2 separate regions of the Mus musculus genome follow, and region 1 is linked to region 2. The links are chromatin loops, found by intact Hi-C in ENCODE. Cell type or tissue: heart. All regions are shown on one strand. Each heading gives the region's core, and the rest is flanking DNA. Links, peaks and the distances in the headings are about the cores only. Region 1 has its middle 9.1 kb from the start of Aplnr. Region 2 has its middle 20 kb from the start of Lrrc55.

Region 1 (11,987 bases), core at 4,050-9,049, 51 kb before region 2:
GTTGGGAATCAGCTTGGTTTCTCTGTGTTCAAATGAGATATATGGGTGTTATCTTCAGCAATAAGGCCTTACCAGTTTGTGGAAATCAACCAATAGAATTATGTTTGGATTTTTATATGTATGTTGGGCAACTGAACTCAGATCATCATGTTTGGTGTCATTATTTTACTAAGCAATCTCTCTGCCCCTTGGTACTCTTATTTTGATGAGATGAGTTCATCTTATTTTAGAAAGAATGATTCTTGATTATCTTGTGAATGGGTGGTATCATATATGTTTTTAAAAATAAGATCTATTTGCTTTATTTATTGTATGCATCTGTGCCTGCATGAATTTTTATATGCACTACATGCATGCAGATACTCCAGAGGCCAGAAGGCACCAGATGACCTGAAACTGGAATTACACTGGCAGTTATAAGCCACCTGAGGTGGGAGCTATGAACTGAACCTCGGTGGCAAACACCTCTAATTCTAGCATTTGGGAGGCAGAGGCAGGTGGATCTCTGTGAGTTCAAGGCCAGCCTGCTCTACAAAGAGAGTTCTAGGACAGTCAGGTCAAAGCAGAGAAACCCTGTATTGAAACAAACCAAACCAAACCAAACCAAACCAAACCAAACCAAACCAAACCAAACCAAACCAAACCAAACCAAAAAGAGTCTAGTATCAGTTTAGATTTCAGTCTTTACTAACTTTCATTGTTGCTGCAGATATCTTGGGATATCAGTTGCTTTGCAGTCTGATTAGATATAAGCTAAGAGTAAGGCTGACTTTGACCTGAAATGTGTCCTGCCTACAACATATGTCGGGACAAAGATGGAGCAGACACTGAGGAAATGGCCAAACAATGATGGCCCCAAATTGAGACCCATCCCATGGGCAAGAGTCAATCCCTGACACTATTAACTATATTTTGCTATGCTTGCAGACAGGATCTTAGCATAACTGTCCTCTGAGAGGCTCCCCCCAGTAGCTGATGGGAACAGATGAGGAGACTCACAGATCAGGGACTCTTACGGAAGAGTTGGGGGAAGGACTGAGGGTTTCTAATGGGATAGGAACTCCATAGGAAGACTGAGAGCCAACTAACTGGACCCTTGGAGGCTCCCAGAGACTGAACCACCAGCCAAAGAGCTAGTAGCATGGGCTATACATAGACTCTCCGCACATATGTAGCAGAATGTGCAGCTTGGTGTTCATGTGTGTCCCCCAACAACTGGAGTGGGGGCTGTCCCTGAATCTGTTTTCTCTCTGTGGATTTTGTTACCCTAATTGGGCTACCTTGTCTGACCTCAGTGGGAGAGGATGTGTGTAGTCCTTCAGAGACTTGATGTGGCAGAGCCGTCCCCTTCACAGAGGAGAAGGGGATGTGGAAGGAGCTTTGGGGGAGGACTGGCAAGAGGGGGAAGATATTGGGATCTAGAGTGAATAATTATTCCACAAGGCTCTACGTCCCATGAAGGCAGAGGCCTTGGTGGTATGTGTTGACACCACTGGGCTTAAACTGGAGTCCTCCAAAGAGGAGAAATAGGCAAGACTGCTCAGTGAATGGCAGGTGCCTGGAACTCTAGCTCTCTTTGATTACTGATGATCTCTGTCTGCCTCTGATTGTCTGTCAGCACAGAGTGTGCTGAAGTTCATATGTCTTATCAGGGTGACCACAGTTAATGAAATAGGATACTACAATCTTAATCTTTCCTCTCTCTCCTCCCTGTTCTCATCAAATTCCTATAATAGTGCTTATTTTTTCTAGAGTAAAGACTGGGGTATCTTTGAATAAGCACTGTATCCCTGCATATGTTACTTTGACCAACTCAACATGCACACACCTTTAAAAATGCTAAAATTAGTAGATACGGCACAAAAGACTCCAGCCAAAGTCCATAGATATAAAAAGGTCCAGATGAAGGGCCTAGAAAACTAGGCAAAACGCTTAAGAAAAGTTTTGTAAAAAGTGCATTTAAAAATTATTTAAGTTTTTAAAAGCTCCCATACATATGTATATTATATACTCGGCAGGCTTTGCAGAAGAGTGGAGGCAGAATGCTAGTCTTAGAAGCAACCACAAGGTGGTGCTATGTACTCAGCGATGAGAGTCTTGCTTTCAGTGACTGTCCTCTTTTTGTCACCAATTATCAGTTTAGTAAAGCAATTTCTCAGTCTCTTTCTAGCCCATAATTTTCCTTAGTCAAACAGTTTCAGTCTTTCTTTCTTGTGTCATCTTTGCAGAGTGACATGTTTAAGGAAGAGTCATGCATAAGGCTGAGGTTAATTCAACGCCTCCTGGTTTTATGCCTGTACTACCCAAAGAGAAAATAGTATGACAAGATTATCCCTTTTCTCTGTCAATGTCATAACATAATACTGTGTCATGACAGTGTGCTGTAACTACATTTCAAGAAAGAAAAAGTACGTCAAAACCTTGAACAGGGTAGAGGGGTGTGAGATTGATTTTTGGGGTCACTGGGGATCTATGCTGGGATCTGGGGCCTGTGCATCCTCAAAACTGTCAGCTAATTTGCTTGCTGGCAAATCTCCTTTTTAAAGGGCTCACCCAGTTTCAAAGCTACAAGATACTGGGGTTAGCAGTTCCCGAGACCTGAGGTCCTTGAAGAAGAGAAGATGTCAGTCATAGCAGGGCCTTATCCTGACAGGTCTGACTGAGTCCCTGAGGCAGGTCTACAAGGCAGTGCTGCAAACTTGCACTGGAGAAAGGATGAGGCTGAGTACCAGGACCTGGCCACTAGAGGTCAGCATCACCAAGCAGTCATAGGCACTGAAGATGCCCTCCAGGCTCTGCAGGGTGTTCTAGCAGAGCTCATCTATATCCAGTGCCTTATTCTATCTGACCAACCACAGCAGCCCAGAGGAGCTGCAAGTATAGGCATAATGTAGCACCAGTATCCTGTCTTTTTGACAAGATACATTAAAATTGTGTACCTGTGATCTTGGAAGTGCCTGGGAACTGATGATGGACAACTCACAAGCAGAGCCTTCAGATATGCAGGGGCAATTGGCACAGAGTGATGTGCTAGTCTACTGGGCAGAGCTGGGTAAAGTATTGCATACTTGCAATCCCAGGACTCTGGAGGTTGAGGCAAAAGGATCACTTCAGATCCAAGGCTAACCTTGGCTATGTAATGAGCTTGTCACAAACAAACAAACAAATGAACAAACAAATAAACAGCAAGCAAGCAATGAAGCAACAACAGAACAGCCATGGGCAGACAGACGATACCTCTTTGATTGATTTTATTTTATTTTATTTTATTTTATTTTATTTTTGAGACAGGTTCTCATGTAGCCCAGGCTGGGCTTGTACTCTTCATCTTACTGCCTCTACCTTCCAAGTGCTGGGTTGTAGGCATGTGCCACCAATGCCTGACTAAGGGCTAAATATTTTGTGCGGAAGGAAATTAGGATGGGAAGTGTCATTAAGAAAAGAAAAGCAGGATTTAAAAATACTGTGGCTTTGTGAGTTGCTTATGACCATGAATTATACTGCTTGATGGTTATGACTGTAGACCTTGGGACCAACAGTCTCCAATTTGAATCCCATTCTAGTACTTGGAAGTGGAGGGACTTAAGTGTGCGTCTTCATCTCTGTTCCCCAGTTTGTGAAATTTATAACTTGGGAAGACCATCATTTCAGAATCATTCCTGACTCTCCCATAGGGTCGCTGTGAGGATTAAGTAACAGCACTGTAGCGGGAAGTGTTTACCGTGTGCTCACTCTGCGAAGGCAGAAGAAGACTTAGCTCTCATTTTTTTTTCAAGATTTATTTATTTATTTCGTGTATGTGAGTCCACTGTCGCTGTCTTCAGACACACTAGAATTGGGCATTAGATCCCCATGACAGATGGTTGTGAGCCACCATGTGAGAATTGAACTCAGGACCTCTGGAAGAGCAGTCAGTGCTCTTAACCGCTGAGTTATTTCTTCAGCCCTTTAGCCCTCAATTTTAGCATTTCATAATTCTGACAACCAGTGTGTTCCATTTTGCAGCTGCTTAAACTGAGGTGTGACTACATCAACACACCTGGGTATGAGCTAGTCGATTTCCTATCCAGAGTCAGCATAGCTGTTTTAATTATTACCCTATTTTCATTGAACAAACATTCAACAGTGGGCTGGGGAGATGACCCAGTAGGTAATGCGCTTGCTGTACCAGCCTGAGGACTTGGGTTGCGACCCCTGAGCTCATGTAAAAACCAGGATTGTGGGTGCATGCCTGGCACTCCAAGGCTGATGGGGGCAGAGACATGTGGACCCAGGCTTTCAAGCCAGACAGCTTAGTTAAAATGGCAAGCTCCAGGTTCAGTGGGAGATACTGTCTAAAAAAAAATAACACGAATAATCTCACTTAATATTATACTTTCCAGTATACCATCCAGTGATTCCCCTACAAATTTCATTTTCTTTATAGTTGAATTCAATTCTGTGGTGTATCTGTACCCTATTTTCATCTGTAATAACATGTGGATGGAACCTAGTCTGACTCCATTTTCGAGCTATAGTAACTAGGCACAGACAATTAAGTGTCTCTGAGGTGGGCTATGCCCAGGAATGGAATATTTGGATCATGTGGTAGTTCTAACTCTAGCACTTTGAGGAACCTTCTGCACTAGTACCCACAATGGCTACCCCAGTGAATAAGTGTTCTTTCTCCCTAGCCTCCCCAATACCTACTGCTAGCTTTCTTGTTAATAATCATTATGCCTAGGGTACCTTAAAGTAGATTTAATTCACATTTCCCTGACTAATAGGGAAAAATTAATTTATTTATGTTTGTGTATACTGTCACTCTCTTCAGACACACCAGAAGAGGGCGCCAGATCCCATTACAGATGGTTGTGAGCCACCATGTGGTTGCTGGGAATTGAACTCAGGACCTCTGGAAGTGCAGTCAGTGCTCTCCAGCCCATCTCTGAGACTTCTTTGCAGATCTTCTTCAGTAAAGCCATAGCCCCTCACTTCTGTGTGCACAAGCAGCATGCTGGGTTGAAAAATATCCTTCCTTGGAAACATAACACTCAGGTTGTTGGAGTCAAAGTCAAGATCTTTATCTTTAAAAAAAATTTTTTTTTAAAAATTATGTGTATGTGCCTGCATGTGGCTATGTGCATGTGAGCACAGATGCCCCACAGAGGCAGGAGGTGTTAAATTCTCATGGAGCTGGAATCTTAGCATGTTGTGAGCCACCTTACGTGGGTGCTGGGAACTGAACTCATGTCCTCTGCAAGAGCAGTGAGTACTCTTAGCCACTGAACCATCTTTCTAGTCCCCTGAAGTCAAGGTCTTTCCACTACTCAGAAGCCACATGATGCTGAACCAGTGATGGAACCCTCTGCATCTCGGTTTACCAACCTGTAAAGTACATGTAACTTGATAGCATTTAACATTTATTTAATTTTTACTGTATTCTATGCATGTATGTGTTTTGCCTGCACATATGTGTGTACACCATGGGCATGCTGTGAGCAAGAGGAGGGAGTCAGGACCTTGGGACTAGCGTTATAGATACTTGTGAGCGAGAATTGAACCCAGTTCTCTGGAAGAGCAGCCAGTGCTCTTAACAGCTTAGCCATCTCCCCAGCTTCACTTTGTATTATTTAAAAGATAGACTTGGTTGGGAGCTAGTTCAGTTGGTATGTGCTCACTGTGTAAGCGTGAAGACCTGAGTTTGATGTGAGAGCACATGTCAGATATTCCAGGCATGGTGCTGCATGCCTGCTGGGGAGGTAGAGGCAGGTGGATCTTTGAGGCCCCTTAGGCAGCTTAGCTGAATAAGTAAGGCCTAGGCTAGTGACAGATACTGTTTTTTAAAAAAAGGTATGTGCAAGATGGGTAATATCTTGAACCTCAAGATTTGACATCTGGCCTTCATGTACATTTGCACACACATGCATGTGAACCCACATATGCAGCTACATGCACACACATATATTCACCCACACCCCTTCCCCCCACAACACAAAACAAATTAGACTGAAAAAAAAAAAAGTGACTGCTAATAAACTTAGTGTATCAGGATGTAAGACTTGGCTGTCACCAGTAGCGGCACTCTGGCTTAGAGAGTGAAGAAATCACTTCTCTCTGATTCAGCTTCATGACAAATTATCCATGATTCCAAGATCCAAACTGCATCCTCTCCTAAATATTGGTTTCAGTCCGGAAAACTGTACCTGATTGTTACGAGCCCCTCATTCTAAGCTACTACCAGAGGCTAAAGCTGGTGTCTGATCTTTGTCTCAGCTTTGTCCAATAGGAGTATTACACAGGCCACATAACTGATTTTGCATGTGTAAGCAGTTGATGAGGAAAGTAGAAAAAAAAGGTGAACCTTATTTTTATTTATCCTAGCCTATCCAGATTATTATTATTTTTACAAGGAACCTGTGTGAACCTTTCTTTTTCTTTTTCTTTTTCTTTTTCTTTTTCTTTTTCTTTTTCTTTTCCTTTTCCTTTTTCTTTTTCTTTTTCTCTTTCTCTTTCTCTCTTTCTTTTTCTTTTTCCTTTTGTAGTTCTCTTTCTTTTTTTAAATTATTTTTATTTCTTTTTATTAGATTTTTAAATTTACATTTCAAATGTTATCCCCTTTCGTGGTTTCCCCTCTGAAAACCCCCTATCCCCTCTCCCCTCCCCCTGCTCATCAACTCACCCATTCCTGCATCCTGGCCCTGGCATTCCCCTATACTGAGGCATAGAACCTTCACAGGACCAAGGGCCTCTCCTTCCATTGATGACTGACTAGGCCATTCTCTGCTTCATATACAGCTAGAGCCATGAGTCCCACCATGTGATTTCTTTGGTTGGTGGTTTAGTCCCTGGGAGCTCTGGGGGTACTGGTTGGTTCCTGTTGTTGTTCTTCCTATGGGGCTGCAAACCCCTTCAGCTCTTTGGGTCCTTTCTCTAGCTCCTCCATTGGAGACCCTGTGCTCTGTCCAATGGATGCCTGTGAGCATCCACTCCTGTATCTTTCAGGCACTGGCAGAGCTTCTGTGTGAACCTTTCTGATGAGGCATGGTCACATTCTTTTTCTTCCTTGGCATCCTTGACACTTAGCGTGTATTTTACCCTCACAACTCTCACTGTTTGCTAGACCAGATTTCCATGCTCGTTTCTCTGTGCAGTGAGGGCGACAGTGCAGGGATAAGCTGCATCTTATTTGGGATGAAAAGATCAACTTTGCAGCCTTATCTAACTTTATTCCCATATTCATTAGCATATAAATTGATTATAAAGCTTTATAAAGTATAAGTAAGGAATGTCACACTGATATTTCTGTATGTGCATACAGTTTGCTAACGTACTTTGATCACAATCACCCCTCTTTGGTCTTTCTCATCCTCTGGGTTCCTCATCCTTTTCGCTTTCACATCCCTAATGTTTTTTTCTCTCTCTTCCAAGCCCTGCCCCTCGCTTAAATCTCTCACATGGGAGAAAACACCATGTCTGTCTTCATGAAACCGGCTTATTATTCTCGACAGGATGACGTCAAGTTCCACCCATTTAGCTTCAAAGGACATCATTTTATTCTTTATGGTTGAATAAAATTTCACTGTGGATATATACCACATTTCTTTATCTAGTCATGAGTCATTGCTGGGCACCTGACTGTCTCTATACCTTGACGATTTTGAGTTTGGCAACATGGTCTTGACTGACTTCAGTCCTCTGACATTTTAAGCTCTTTCTTCTGTGGCCCCATAACTTGGTCCACAAGGCCCTCAGCATTTTCGGAACGTGATAATACTTTACCCTCACATTCTTTTCGACTCTGATCGCCAGTCCCAGGTGATAAAGATAGACACACCGTCTCTCAAATCACTCCCACCTTATAGACGAGGAAACTGAGTCTTGCAATGGTTAGATTTTCAAGACTTCGAGTAGCAGCACAGGCTCCAATCTCTTTCCTTTGAACCCTGCTTTATTGATGGTGACCCTGTGGGAAGTGATGGGCTGCTCAGACTAGAATGAGAATGGCCTGTCAAGGCCAAGAGTGAACATCTGGTCAATGGAGGTACACAGTGGTCCTAAGGTGCCCTTCAGGGTAAAGTAGAGGAGATTTCTGCACTCCGTGGAAGCGGGGAAAGCAGGGTGAAGACACTTTGTATAGTTCTGAGAATGCAGCATGCTCTCTTTTCCTCAGGGAGATGGACAGATACTGTTGTCACCAGTGCTGGCAGGCTGGGATTTCCTCCTTTAGAGCTACAAGGCTAGCCTTCCCCTAGACCCGGTCCCCTTGCAGTGCCTGCAGCCTGATTGCGTTGGTCTTCTCCCCTGGAGGGCCAGCCCCACATCCTCCCATTGTCAGAGCTGATATAGTTCCTCATTAATTTAGACTCGTGTAAATATTTTTGGAAGCATTGCTTTGCTGTCCTGAAGGTTGGTAGGGCTGAGTGTGAGCTGGCTGGGGTCTCATCCGCCTCTTCCTGACCTCCTTCCTGCTTCTGTTGTTTCCTGCCCTCTGCCTCTTGCCGGGAGTCCCTCATCACAGCTAGACAAAGGCCAGGGAGCTGTGGGGAGAAGGCTTCCTCTGCAGGAGTTCTTGGGGGCCTGGGAGGGGCCGACTGGGTGGCCCAGGGACAACTGGGCAAAGCCCTTTCCTTCCCTGAACCTTGCCTTCCTCCCCAGTGAAACCCAATGTGTGGAATAGCTTAGTAGCCTCAACCTTTTACCATCAAAGGCCACTTTGCTTGCTTTCCTGTTCTTCCCCGGTGAGCTCCCGTCAGGGAAGGATTGTGTTTGTCCAACCCACACCATTTATTAAATAATAATGATTCTCAGTTTTTATTCAACAAAGGCCTGCTGAGCAGCACGGGAGGAACCAGAGCCACCGCACGGATTTGCTCAAACCCAGGCTCGAGCCACTGCTGCGTGGCATTTAGAGGTTTATCCTTGTGAAGGGAAAGGGGACCGTGCCATTTCCGAAAGATTTTATGCAATGCTGGTGCTGACCCCACGCTACCTACCTTTCCCCTGTTACTATCTTCTATGGCCTACGGCCTCAACTTAGGAACCAAAGGTCTTGATGAATTAGAAATCTTTCCTGTTCCAGGTTCCACGAGCTCAATCTCTACCCACACCATCCTGAGGAGGGCTCCGGTCGGTCCCTTCTGAGGTTATACACATGGTGGTGGTATGGTGGTATTCACATGGGTTTGTTAGAGTTACCATGGATGGGGTTCTATGTGTGTGTGTGTGTGTGTGTGTGTGTGTGTGTGTGTGTGTGTGTGTGCGCGCACGCGCGCAAAGGTGGGTGTGTTGGTGAGTAAGAGTATAAGAGAGATCAGGAGAGACCTCCAGATTCCTGCTGATCCCATTCTAATCCATCAGACAGGGCTTGGTGCCCTGATTGTAATCTGACCCTGCATTTAGTGACTGAGAGGTCCCTTCATTGTTCCCTTTTGACCTCACTGGAAAGAAAGCCACTTGCCCAGCCACTATTGGAGCTGCTGCCACAGTCCCCAGAATCATAGAAAAAAATAGACCAGACTGGTCCAGTGTCTTCTCATACAGATAGAGAAACTTGTTGGGGGTGTGTGTGGTTGGAGGTTTGGTTGGGCTACAAAGCCAGCTGATCATTCAAGCTTCAGACACAGCAAGCTTCAGTTAGGATTCCAGAGACCCCCATGAGGCCTCCACAGACAATGCTTGCTCAAACTACCAGCTTTCATTTATTCTCTGCACCATTAGCCTGGCTTAACTCCCTTTGTGGTGTTTATCAGGGCCCCAGTGCTCTGCCTTCGCTCACCAGTCACTTCCTCACCCCTAGCAAGTACAGGGGATCAGAGACTAAGCCTGAATTATTCTGTGATGTGTTCAGAGCCCCCCTCCCCCGCCCCAGTCTCTCACACACTAGTTGTTCAACAAACACCTGTTGAGTTGAGTGAATGGACAAATAGGTAGGAAAGGATTGGAACTCATATCCCTGGGCCTCAGGCTGCTGCATTATTTCTGTCTTTCCTGTTCAGGGTGCTCAGGGAGCCTAGAGAGTTTGAAATAGGGTCAAGAAGCTGGAAGTAGTACCAAATGGTGGAATGAGTTAGAGCACGGGTGGTGGCAGGGATATCAGAGGGGGTGGGGTGGATGTAAGGGGGAGATTAGCTTTAATTGCTAAAGATGACCATTTGGTTTTGGTCAGATAAGGAGTAGGGCTGGGGTGGTACTGCAGTGTTCTGGCTGAAGACAATAGCAGCGCTATTGGAGTGAGGCAGGTAGTCAGGTAGTTAAATTTCAGCTATATCTACCTCCCTGTTTCTCCCCATCTCCCCTCCACCCCCAGCTTCCTCAGATAGCAAACCAGCTGTTAGGGACACAGCTGTGGCTACCTCTTGGAGAGAGAGAGAGAGAGAGAGAGAGAGAGAGAGAGAGAGAGAGAGAGAGAGAGAGAGAGAGAGAGAGAGAGAGAGAGAGAGACTGTTGCCTGGGTGAGTTCCCAAGCTGTGGAGTTCAAAGCAGACCTGTGAAGTCAGGGGCAGAGCAGAGCGCTGGAAGGGAGGGGGTGAGAAGTCAGTGAGGGGTAGAGAAAGGCTACACTTCTACTTTGATGTCCCAGCACAGAGCTTGAGCCAGGTCTGGGTGGGGTCCCAGCAGATGGCTTTAGCTTTCCTCTTCAACTCAAAGCTTTAGAGAGAGCCAATTAGCCACACTTTCCTGTCCTTTAGGCAGGATGTTTATCTAGTCCTCTGAAACTATGACATAGCTGTGTGAGTCCAGGGCACACTCCTACCCCCACTCTATATAAGAAAGCACATTCCCCTACACACATAAATATGTATACCCATTTATTGCACATGCAAGCAAGGCATACCCTCGCACACACATGCATTTATACACTTATCTGCAGTCTGTTCACAAGGATCCCTAGATGTCACATCTAAGTGGCCTTACATCATATATAAAACTTGCACTCACTAAGTGCACATGACAGTGTCCATCACAGCCAAGGCTGGCTTTGTTCTCTAGGTGAGGAGTCAGCTTGTGGGGAAAGTTGGGGAAGACTTCTGAACCCAACTCTAGAATTTTCACTCTGCTAGCAATTTTGGCCCTTCTCATGGAACAGGGCCAAGACACTTTTCTGCCAGGAACTGTTTATCTCTGACTTGTCACAATACCTAACTGAAATCACCTCGGGGAGAGAAGTCCCCTAGGAAACCTTCTTGTTCCTCTCCTAGGTCACCTAGCCCTGGGGACTCTGGCTAACAACCCTGCCTTAGCTACTGCTTTACCACTTGGCTGCAAGTAGATAACTTAGAATCAGTTTTGCCAAAAGTCGCCCTTGCTATTACAGTAGAATGGTCCTGAGGTAAAGACCCACGTTATCACCAGTCCTCTAAGCATACCTCTAAAGCTTTAATTTAACAAACATTTTCGGGGCTAAACAGAGAGGTTGGATGCCAGAGAGATATCAGTCCTAGGGCTGGGGTATGGGTAGCCTCTGAGTCTTGGGGCACATCAGTCTGGCCTGCAACCTCAGTTGTGTTTACCAATCTTACAGCTTCTGTGATGGATAGTGTGGTGGGAGACAGGGATGGATCAGCACCAGGTTGGGTGAGGAGTGAGCCTGGCTGTCAGTGTCGGGATCACTCAGGCCATCTGGCTCCAGCTTGCTCTAGGTTGGAGTCTGGGTCTTATCAGCATCCCACCATTCCAGGCACAGATCATTGACCCCTGTACCATCCCAGGCTCCGAATTCCCTTCCCTTTCCATTGAGACAGAGAATAATTAATGAAGTACATTCATATTTTCTCCCATGGAGAACTCTGGGTTTTCATCTGGCTTGGAATCCAGGCAGGACAGCTGGGAGAGATAGACAGGAAGTTTGTTTCAAGGCTATTGAAGCTTTCATGTTCCTCTCTTTCTGTGTCCTCAGTGACCCAGGGTTGCTCCTGGATCTTTCTGGAAGCAAAAAAAAAAAAAAAAAAAAAAAAAAAAAAAGAAAGAAAGAAAGAAAGAAAGAGAGAAACGCGTGTGATGTCAGC
Region 2 (11,987 bases), core at 3,093-8,092:
ATATTCAGGAATGGGGAAAAAGGTACTAGTTTTTGAGGTGACTCAGGTGGTTTGAAAGAAGGGTAACTTTGAAATCATGCTGTCTCTGAGAGGCGCACATCTGTGTCCTGACTTAACCACTTCGTATCTGTGTGACAATGGTGAACTCTCTGAAAAATCAGTCTTTTGCTGTTGTTGTTGATGTTGTTATTGTTGTTGAGTGGGAATGAGGATTTCAACTTCAGGGTACCAATGTGAATATGAAGCGAGACAATTGAAACAAAGCACCTAACACCTTGTCTAGCTTAGAAACAAAAATTGTTCAGCAAATTTAAATTGGTATTATCTCTTACTCCAGGACTCTCAAATCAACCAAGACTGAATCAGATTGATTGATATCAATGGAACTTTCCTCTTTAGCTCTGGCTACTTCTAGGTGCCTCTTGGGGGTTCACTGTCATGGCAACGGGTTGGTAGAACGGTGTGGAAGTTGATAGGCGAAACTAAATAGCCAGAACACTGCCTGGCCCTGCTGGCGCCACAACCAGAGAAGTGTCTGATTAATGCCTGCCTGATCCCTTTGGCTTCATTTCAGGTCACCCCGGAGAAGACTCTTGCTCAGGGACAGATGGAGCCTCACTCATTGGGATGAGCCAGGACCCTGGTCAGTGGGCACAGTTACAGGTGCCGAGGAGTCTTAGAACTGTCCAAGCAGAACAGAGCTAAAAGGGACCCTGTAGTTTGGTTATTCTGGTAACTTCTCTTTATGGCTGAATAAAGATCAAAATGGGTAATGAATGTCTACACTGTGCCCAACAAACTATGAAAATCTTTCCCCAAAGGATAATACCTACAACAGCCTCATGGAATATGTGTAATTATCCTCATCAAGGAGGTAAAACTGGGGGTGGGGTAGGAAGAAATCATGAAATTTTATTCCAGAATGCAGCTAGTGTTTGCATCCTAAACTTTCTCTTTCTTATTTCTCCTCCTCCTCCTCCTCCTCCTCCTCCTCCTCCTTCTTCTTCTCCTCCTTCTCCTTCTCCTTCTTTCTTCTCTCTCTCTCTCTCACACACACACACACACACACGCACTGTTCATTCACATGCTATGGTTTAGGTTTAAATGTGTCCCTCTAGGACTCCACAGGAAGACCATCAGAGACAACTAACCTGGACCCTTGGGGGCTCCCAGAGACTGAACCACCAACCAAAGAATGAGCACAGCATGAACCTACCTTCTGCCCCTGCTCATGTGTAGCAGATGTGCAGCTTGGTCTTCAACAACTGGAGTGGGGGCTGTCCCTGAATCTGTGCTTGACTGTGGATCCCAGTCCCCTAACTGTGGACTCTGTGGGAGAGGATGTTCCTGGTCCTGCAGTGACTTGATGGGCTAGGGGTGCAATAGGGTGGTGGTGGTGGTGAGGGTTCTCCCTTCTCAGAGGAGAAGAGGGGGGGGTCTTAGGGGAGGACCTGTGTAAGATGAGGACTGGGAGGAATGGGTGGGCTGATATTGAGATGTAAAGTGAATAAACACATTAATAAAAAATAATAGGACACAAGTATAAAAAAGTTAGTAACTTATGGGTTAGTAACAATCTCCAGTGCAGAAATGTCAAGGATTAAGACCTTTAAGAATTCTAGAGGTGGGCTGGAGCAATGGCTCAGTGGTTAGGAACACTGTTCTTCTAGAGGTCCTGAGTTCAATTCCCAGAAACATGGTGGCTCACAACCATAAAGAGATCAGCTGCCCTTTTCTGGTGTGTCTGAATACAGCTACAATGTCCTTATATACATAAAATAAATAATTCTTTAAAAAAGGAATTCTAGAAGGGTATTGGAAGGAGGGGTTATCCTAAGGGAAGGAAGTTGACTGAATGTAGGTAGTGACATGAACACAGAGGGAGAGCATCACACATGGAAAAGTTCAAGCAGGGACGGGGACTAGAGGATAGGAGGGCAGAGCAGAGAGAAAGAAAGTTAGCCAAAAGAAAAGACATATGGAAATGCCGTGTGGAAATCCACTACTTTTTAATAAAATTAAAAATTCATATAAAGACTAGCTAGATAGGCAATATCCTGAATGGCCAGATAACACTACTCTTCAATATGATGCGTTGTGTTCATATAGGAAATTCTGAAAAAACAAATAGGAGGCTGTGAATGTGGGAAAGGATCTGTAGGAGGAAGGGATGGATAAAAAGACTGGGAAGGAGATAAGGAGGATGGGGTGAGTATGCAGAATATATACCACAAAATTGTCAAGGAATAGCAGAGCCTATCATAACTATCCTCTGAGAGGCTCCACCCAGCAGCAGACTGAAACAGATGCAGAGAACCATAGCTTGGGAAGATCTTGTGGAAGACCTGGGGGAAGGACTGAGGAACCCAAGGGGAAAAGTACTTAACAGGAAGACCAACAGAGTCAACTAATTTCGACCCTTTGGGTTCTCAGAGACTGAACTACCAACCAAAGAGCATACACAGGCTGGACCTAACTCCACTAATATATGTAGCAGACATGCAGCTTGGTCTTTATGTGGGTCCCCCAACAACTGGAGCTATTGCCTGTCTGTGGAATACATCCCCCTAACTAGGCTGCCTTGTCTGGTCTCAGCGGGAGAGGGTACGCCTAGCCCTGCAGAGACTTGATGTAACTGGGTCGAGGTGGGTACCCTCTCAGAGGAATAGGAGAAGGTGTATGAGGGAGGGACTTTGGGAGGTGGGGCAGGGAGGTAGGGGCAGTGATTGGGATATGTACTGGCTAGTTTTGTGTCAACTTGACACAAGCTGGATTTATCACAGAGAAAGGAGCTTCAGTTGGGGGAAATGCCTCCATGAGATCCAGCTGTGGGGTATTTTCTCAATTAGTGATCAAGGGGGAAGGGCCCCTTGTGGGTGGGACCATCCATGGGCTGGTAATCTTTGGTTCTATCAGAGAGCAGGCTGAGCAAGCCAGGGGAAGCAAGCCAATAAGGAACATCCCTCCATGGCTCTGCATCAGCTCCTACTTCCTGACCTGCCTGAGTTCCAGTCCTGACTTCCTTGGTGATGAACAGCAGTATGGAAGTGTAAGCTGAATAAACCCTTTCCTCCCCAACTTGCTTCTTGGTCATGATGTTTGTGAAGGAATAGAAACCCTGAGTAAGACAGGATGTAAAGTGAATAAATAAATAAATTAATGGAGAAAATTAAATGAATAAACAAGATAAGTTTCCCTCCTTGTTCACTCTTTCATATGGCTCTCTTTGCCTCTCATCTTTGCATCTCTGCATTTGATGACTCAGTGAGGAATCTCTTAACAAATGGTGAGCTCTGCTTCTTTTACTCCCTTGCCTTTAAAAGTATGGAAAACACTTTTTTGTTTATTATAAATTACCTAGTCTTAGTTTTTCTATATCAACAGCACAAAATGGATCAAGACATTGGCTCCCTGGAGCTTTGTGGTGTGACCCCTGCTCTATTTCTCCTGCCTGGTGTAGCAGTCTAACGTGCCTCATTATAAACATGCTGAACAAATGAATTGTTGTGTATAATCATGGTACCATTTCTGAAGGAATGATTTGTTTGGTTTTGTTTTTGTTTTTCAAGACAGGGTTTCTTTGCGTAGCTCTGGCTCTCCTAGAACTAGCTTTGTAGACCAGAGCTTGAACATACAGAAGTCTACCTCTGCTTCCCAAGTGCTGGGACTAAAGTTGTGTACCACCATACCTAGTTGAAGTTTAAAGATGGTTTAAAGATGGGGAAGAAGAGAGAGAGAGAGAGAGAGAGAGAGAGAGAGAGAGAGAGAGAGAGAGAGAGAGAGAGAGAGAGAGAAAACACATATGTATGTGTGTGTGTGTGTATGTATGTAGGACATGCCTATCAGAAGCTAAGAATGGGAAAGAACTAAGCCTCTATAGGTACAGCCCTCACCTTATATTTTAGATCCTCTACAGCAGACTCTTTTCTGCAAATGTCTATGTTCTAGTTATCTAGATTTCATTCTGAACAGACACTATTCCATCCCATGTATGCCTTCTCTTGGACTTTTCCCCTACTTGGATTGACCCATTTCCATCTTCTTTAAAAAGCCCACACCTGTCTTCAGATATCCATCTCCACCAAGTTTTCCTTGATGCTTTTTAAAAAATGAACTACAGGTGGTGGTGGTGGGTAAGCAATCAGGATGTAAAGTGAATAAATGAATGGATTAATGGAAAAAACCCATAATAGTTTGTAAAAATTTTTTGCATTTTTATTAGGTATTTTCTTCATTTACATTTCCAATGCTATCCCCAAAGTCCCCCATACCCCCCTCCCCTACCCACCCACTCCCACTTCTTGGCCCTGGCATTCCCCTGTACTGAGGCATATAAAGTTTGCAAGACCAATGGGCCTCTTTCCACTGATGGCCGACTAGGCCATCTTCTGATACATATGCAGCTAAAGACATGAGCTCCGGTGGGGGGGGGGGGTAGTGGTTAGTTCATATTGTTGTTCCACCTATAGGGTTGCAGATCTCTTTAGCTCCTTGGGTACTTTCTCTAGCTCCTCCATTGGGGGCCCTGTGATCCATCCAATAGCTGACTGTGAGCATCCACTTCTGTGTTTGCTAGGCCCCAGCATTGCCTCACAAGAGAGCTATATCAGGGTCCTTTCAGCAAAATCCTGCTAGTGTATGCAATGGCGTCACCGTTTGGAGGCTGATAATGGGATGGATCCCCAGGTATGGCAGTCTCTAGATGGTCCATCCTTTTAATAGTTTGTAAAAATTTAAGACACATGAATCTATTTCTTATGCCTTTATTGTTTCTTCATTATGACCTGTGTTCTGTGACCATGTTTCTTTCCTTTGGTAGTAGATCATGAGCAATTAGATGGTCCTGACCCTACCTTATCTTGCCATCATCTGGGGCACATAGCAAATCAGCACATGGCAATTATAATGCACATTGTTGGAATCAGATGGTATGGACTTGGTGTGGAGAATAAAAATCTGGTATTGAGTTGAATTCTTTAAGAAATCAGTATAGAAAAAACAGGGATGAGGGACTAGATCTTCATTTGCCTTCTTTATTTCAGTGTAGGATGACAGCATCCTTCTCCAGCGATGTCTTATGACCTCAACTGACCTTCACTAGGTCTGTTTTCTCATTCTCTTGGATCCGGCTGAGAAAAACAGGAAGAATCATTAAGAGACAGGGACTTCAGAGCCAGCAAAATTATTTCTGATTCCTTTTACAGACACCAAAAGCTTTGTTTATACAGTATGACAAAGGAGTGGGCTTTTCCTGCTGGCTCCAGGGAGAAACCTCTATCGACCTCCTGGATTCATACCAGGTGTCACACCCATCCCCTTCTCAGATTTTCTCCCCCATTTTGCAGTCTCTACCATCACGTATAATGTAAAACACAAGAGTTGGAGGGTCCATTGGCTGTATCCAGCCTTTCTTCCTGAGAGATAGCTAATTTCTTCTTAGACTATGCTCTGTGTACCAGTGATGCTGGAGGTTTGTCAAGAGTGCAACTTCCAGGTGTTTCCTGGCCTTCTGCTTCAGCACACACTGTAACAAGATCCCCAAGGAGTTACTGTACTTGTAGAAGTTTGAGAGATTCTGCTGTGATCCACTTAAATTATTTTCTTAAATAAGTGGGTACACCTAAAATCTCCAGAGAGGTAAACTAACTTGTGAATTAGTGGCAAGGTACATGCTGTTTATTAGACACTTGTAGAAAGCTATGGATTCGGCACTGTGGATGCAGTTCAAAGTCAGAACCTCAAGTTTCTTTGGTCTTCAGTAATTAAATTGACTAAACATAGGCTTGCTTCACACCAGTCTCTCAGCAAACATTTGTTGAATAAATAAATCTTTTGAATTATGACCCAGGGCTTCATCTACAGCACTGTAGCTGGCTCCTGTAACTACCAGCATCCTTCAGTATCATAAAGTACTTTCAGAAAGAGTAGACTGTGTCCTCATTTGGTGCCAATCCATGGCAGCAGAATCCCAAGACTCAGTGAAGTAGGGCTCATACAATTGTAATTTGTCTGTCATACATGGTACAAGAGGAACTTTTCTGGCCTCAAATTCTCTAAGTAGCTAAGGGTGCCTTTGAAGTTCTGATTCTCCTGTCTCTACTTTCTGAGTGCTAAGTATTATAGGCATGTGCTGCTGTGCCTACTTTCATGCAGTGCTGGAAATGAACCTAGGACTTCAGGATTTATCAACTGAGCTATATCTCCAGTGCATGCATGGACTGTACATCTTGGATGCAACAGTACAGGACATACAACAGGTAAACACACACACACACACACACACTCACTCACACACACACACACACACACACACACACACACACACCAAAAAGTAGTGCCCACTTCTATCTCACCAAAAGGTCTAGTGAGAATGTTCATGCTGGTGGCTAGTTATTCCATTCTGTCCAGACTGGTGTCGTTGCTCTTATGCTCTGTGATCTGGTTTACCCATATCTTTCCCTTCTCTGAAGGTCTTTATTATTGATTGACCAACAGCTTAAAGGAAACTTTAGTTAGTCCTTTTATTCTAAGGAAGACTTTGTTTCTTTTCTGTCCATCAAGGCTGTGGCTGGGTAGTTCTATTACAGTCTTCTGTATGTAACTTACTGGCTCAGTATTGTCCTTATGTCTCACTCCATGGGCTGCTGCCTTTTGTCCAGGAGTTTATAATCTCTGGCAGCTCAATAGCTTCCACTGTTGTGAGGGTGAGAGAGGGTTTTAAAATTCATTTCATGGAAGAAGTCACATATTACTCTGGGCCCAAATTGAAAATGACTTTTCCTCTGGGAAAAAATGCCTGTGTGATCCATTTCTGTTATAATGCCATTTTGCACAGTTGCTGGAGATGCCAGTACTCTTCAAGACTAGTGTGAGGAGAGCTGTCATTCTTTCATCTTTGTTAATTTTGTTGTCCTTGCCAAGCAAGGTCTTTTAACAATTGTTGCAATGTTTTGCATGGGAATGTCTTAAGGCAAAGGAAAACGAGACAGATTCCCAGCAGCAGCCCTTGGAAGGCAGAAGCAGGACATAGGCTCACACCATTTCCCTGCACAGACCAACTTGACTAGTTCATAATTCTGAATCATAATAAAAGCGGAAGCTAGTCTTGCATTGAATTCTTACTAAGTGTCAGGCACTATTCTAAGCCCATCAATGTGGATTCTTTCTTGTTTCGCTGCCATAAATGCTATCAGGTAGGTCATGTCTTCCTGGCATTGTGGCACCAAATAATATACTTATCAGTGGTAGGTAGGTGGCGGACTTAAACCTGTGTGGTTATATTACAGAGCTTGTGTCTAGAATGGGATAGTCATTCTGGATTTTAATTTTATGTTGCTGCATACTTTTTGTTCCCATGAAGTCTTTTTCTTACGGATTAGTAATTTAAATTTTATATTGCAGCCGAACAAATTGCCAAAACCACAGAGGTTTAATTAAGCAATGAAGAAACAATTGTCACTGTAGCTTTAGTGAACAGTTCTTTGACTGATCACCATTAGGGTTTTCTGTTAGATGAGGTCAGAGGGTGGCTGGGTCTAGAATGTTCCAGCTGTATCTATGAATGTATCTAGTGTCTTCAGGTGGTTGGGAGAAAGTTAATCTTAGCTGAAACATTTGAAGGGCTGAGACTTTTTCCCTCTCCATGTGGATCATCTAGGTGGACTTTAATGTGAACAAAACTTACTGTATCAGAGGTGGGCTGGGGAGATGACTCAGTTTGTAAAGGGTGGTTGCGTAAGGATGTGGACCTGGGTTTGATTACAGAATTGAGGTGACAGAGAAAGGCAGATCTCTGGGGCTCAATGGCTAGTTAGCCATGCCTAACTGATGAGCTCTTGGACAGTAAGAGACCTTACCTCCAAAACAAAGGTAGGCATTTTCCAAAGAACAGCACTTAGTGTCGTTCTCCGGCCTTCACATACATATGCACACGGGTTCACTTGTGTGTGTGTGTGTGTGTGTGTGTGTGTGTGTGTGTGTGTGTATACACATGCAGGCATGCACACACACCAGATCTCCTTGTAGGAGAGAGGGAGGGAGAAGAGAGACAGACAGGGGAAAGAGGTAGGGGGAGGGGGAAGGGAGAGGGAATGGGAAGGAGAAGAGGGAGAAGGAAAGGGGGATGGGGAGGGGGATGGGGAGGGGCATGGGGAGGGAGAGGGAGAGGGGAGGGGGAGGGAGAGGGGGAGGGAGAGGGAGAGGGAGAGGGAGAGGGAGAGAACTATGTGATAGATAGATAGATTGGGGCTCTCAAGAGCACACAGCAGAAGCTGCCAGCCCTGCTTTGGACCAGGTCTAGAACTGTCGCTGTCCTTTCTCTCTTTTAGTTTAAGTTAATTTACAGGGCCAGCCCAATACAGTTGATATGAATACTTGAAGCACAACTATTAAATCCCAGATTGGGGATAGGTCACCTATCTGGAATAGGAAAGTATTTTAGGGCACTGGATATGAATGGCAGATGAGGCTCAAGCTCTGGATTTCACACATGTCAACTCTTTGGAGTTGGGCAAGTTATACATCTCTCAGCTTCTAATCATTTCCTAGGAAAAGAGGGAGATTCTTTTTTTTTTCGAGACAGGGTTTCTCTGTATAGTCCTAGCTGTTCTGGCACTCACTTTGTAGACCAGGATGGCCTCAAACTCAGAAATCCTCCTGAGTACTGAGAAATGCCTCCTGAGTACTGGGATCAAAGGTGTGCGCCACCACGCCCGGCAAGAGGGAGGATTCTAACAGCCACTGTTGTTTATTGATTATCACTTCGTGCTAGGCATTGTTCTTTGCTCTTGCCATTCAGAGCCTCATGTACACTTCCCAGAGGAACTATGAAGTTTTTACCATATCCTATTAAATTTACAAGCGGTCAAACTCAGGCACATAAAGATGACATTTCCTGCTCAAAGTCACATTTCTGGCAAGTGGCAGTGCTGGAACTTGAACCCAGGCAGTATGGCCTAGTGTTTACCCTTAATTAAACTCTGCATTGATCAGTAGTGCTTGTCCCCTATGATGGCTGTAAAAGAGCAATGATGTATTCTAAGTAAAGTACTTAGTGTTCAGTGTGCTACAAAAATTATCACGGTTTTGTGTATTTGCAATGTTATCATCCTAAGAGGATCAGCTCACCAAAATCCCTGTCACTCCTCAACAGTCATGAGGACAGGAAATTTGTTCCCATTTTTCTTTATGTGGTTCAATATGATGTTTCCAGTTCAAACACAACTGGACCCTTTCTTTTTTGGTTTTTCGAGACAGGGTTTCTCTGTATAGCCCTGGCTGTCCTGGAACTCACTCTGTAGACCAGGCTGGCCTCGAATTCAGAAATCCTCCTGCCTCTGCCTCCGGAGTGCTGGGATTAAAGGCGTGCGCCACCACGCCCGGCGGTGGACCTATTTCAGTTCTTGTGTATTTCCTGGGTGTTCTTCCTTGTCTACAGCTGAGGGATGTTACATTTTCCTTCACAAATCAGCTTTGGGCTGATATTCTGCCTCTGGCACATCACTGTTGCATTTTGTTATAAACGCCCGTCCCTGGAGCTGTAGTGTTGAGTTAATGTCCACTGGGACACCAGAATGAAATTGCACTCTATTTAAACCAAGGCTGCAAGTCTCATTTTTTTTCCCCCAACTCCAATGTCTGAGTGCGCAGGTTTGGGCTGTTTCCTGACATTATGCATTTGTTTGTATATCTGCTTCCTTTCCCCCACTTCCATCTTACTCACTGGGATTGTTGACTAGCTACTGGTCCCATTTTTAGAATTAAGCTATTTTTTCATTATTTGGTTCTTGCTGAGTATGACTGTAGCTGATTGAAGACAAAGAAACATGGGAGGTATTTTTGATTATTTGCTTGTACTCGCTCTCTCAATATCTGGTGCCTCAAAATCCCATTGTTTTCCCTTCGAAATCTATCCCCAAAGTCCCCCATTCACATTAACCCCTGTGCCCCTTCAGAAAACATTCCCCCTGGACTCACACTGAAGGTTCCCCCTGGCATTTCAGCTTACATTTCTCCTCACCTTTTGAATATTTTCTGTGAAGCATCCAGAATGGTCAATGAAAACAAAGCAGAACAAACCAAACCAAACAAAAACATAAACATGCTGAAAAACTTCCAATAGTTTCCATTTAGATTTACATAAAATATGCCAGCCTAGAGCTTACACTGCCCTACTCAAAGAAGACCTTCTCCTTCAAACTCATCCCAACACTTTCCCCTCTTCTGCAGCACCTGACATGTGAGATTGGAATGATTTTTGTTTGTTTTCTGATCCACCCTCATTACTCACTCTCTTATCCTACATAGTCTGGTATAGAGCCGGTGTGGAAGAACAGTGAGATTATCATATTGATCACCAGAATCCCTACCCTGGCATATGGAGGCTACAATCAATTTACTTGGATGAATGAAAGCAACATATTAAGGGGAATCAAGCCCTTAGCAAGATTTAGTTTTGCTATGTCAAGTCTTTAAATTGCTTTGGGTTTTAATTTACATATAGAGATATGTTGGCTTTGGTATAGAAACAGAATCCTTAATATCACAAATATCAGCCACATTGGTATATATATTTGTAGGACTTCATGTTGTATCCTCTTGAATGTTTCTATGAGCTAAATGTAAAGTGGGAGAGACTCATGCTGATATTCTTTTTCTTGTAACCCCGTCACACTGGCATTCATTAAAACAACAACAACAACAACAACAACAACAACAAAACTCTTTACTTCCTGACATAGTAACACACACCCATAATTCCAGCATTTGAGAGGCAGAGGCAGGAAGATCACTGAAAGTTTGATGCTAGTTTGGTCTACATAGCAAAATCTATTTCTGATCTTTGCTATCTAAGTCTAGTGAGTTGAAAGTAAGGGTCAGCAATAATTCTCCCCATAAACCAGCCAGCTTCTTCCTTCCTTCCTTCCTTCCTTCCTTACTTCCTTCCTTCCTTCCTTCCTCCCTCCCTCCCTCCCTCCCTCCCTCCCTCCGTTCGTTCGTTCGTTCGTTCTTTCTTTCGTTCTTTCTTTCTTTTTCGAGACAGGGTTTCTTTGTGTAGCCCTGGCTGTCCTGGAACTCACTTTGTAGACCAGGCTGGCCTCGAACTCAGAAATCCGCCTGCCTCTGCCTCCCAAGTGCTGGGATTAAAGGCGTGCTCTACCACGCCCAGCATGCCAGCCAGCTTTTCTCTGTCTCTCAGTCTCTCTGTCTCTCTGTCTCTCTGTCTCTCTGTCTCTCTCCCTCTCTCCCTCTCTCCCTCTCTCCCTCTCTCTCTCTCTCTCTCTCTCTCTCTCTCTCTCTCTCTCCTATCTTCCTCCCCTCTTCCCTGCCCCACTCTCTCACATTAGTATATGTGTATGAATTGGTTCCCTTATTTCACCATGTGGGTTATTCCTAAACTCAGGTTATCAGGCTCTGTGACGAGTATCCTTATACCCTCTGAGCCAGTTTTCAGCCCTCTGGTATACTTTCTGCAAACTCAATGGCACAGGCTCACCCTGTAGCTTGGTAGTCCTTCCATCTCAATGGCACAGGCTCACCCTGTAGCTTGGTAGTCCTTCCTTTCTTACTTTCATACTTCTCATCATGACTGTGTTCAACAAGGTGTTTGTCATCATCATAGAGTTCCATATTGTGCAAGTTCATGTGGATTCAGATCAAATGGATCCAAATTAGGTTTTAAAAATGGTTTAATTAGTTTTCAATAAGCTTAAAATACACAAATAAAATGTTCTGAATAAAATGGAGAGATAAGTGTGAGAAAGTAAAACAAAACAAAACAAAACACCCCAAACAAACACTCGCAAAAAAACCCCAAGGCATTGGAAATGCAGAAAATTTGGCTGTTTCTAGAACTCTACAAGATCAAAACTAACAGATACTCAGAACAAGTTAGCCAATTGGAAAGGACTGAGAATAGGGGGTGCTTTATTGCTTCAAATAATTGTCATGTTGACAGTTAGAGGAAGGATACAGTCAAGGACAAGAAC

What was found. Peaks named below come from ENCODE experiments on the same cell type or tissue, not always from the same donor. Only the 100,000 strongest peaks of a DNase experiment are listed, where the experiment ranks them.
Region 1: a loop joins it to region 2, with 4 times the contacts of the local background. A loop is called at or near these places in 6 of 42 quality-filtered maps.

What each region holds. Positions count from the first base shown.
Region 1 is chr2:85,121,312-85,133,298 of GRCm38, forward strand. No RefSeq gene overlaps it. Among named protein-coding and RNA genes, the nearest start is that of Aplnr, 9.1 kb to the right of the region's middle. In heart, for the core only: CTCF peaks have their summits at 4,823 (motif pointing right) and 6,047; a DNase peak (open chromatin) is centred at 8,400; H3K27ac peaks cover 1,171 bases.
Region 2 is chr2:85,173,164-85,185,150 of GRCm38, forward strand. No RefSeq gene overlaps it. Among named protein-coding and RNA genes, the nearest start is that of Lrrc55, 20 kb to the right of the region's middle. In heart, for the core only: no CTCF peak of the experiment used is centred there; a DNase peak (open chromatin) is centred at 5,448.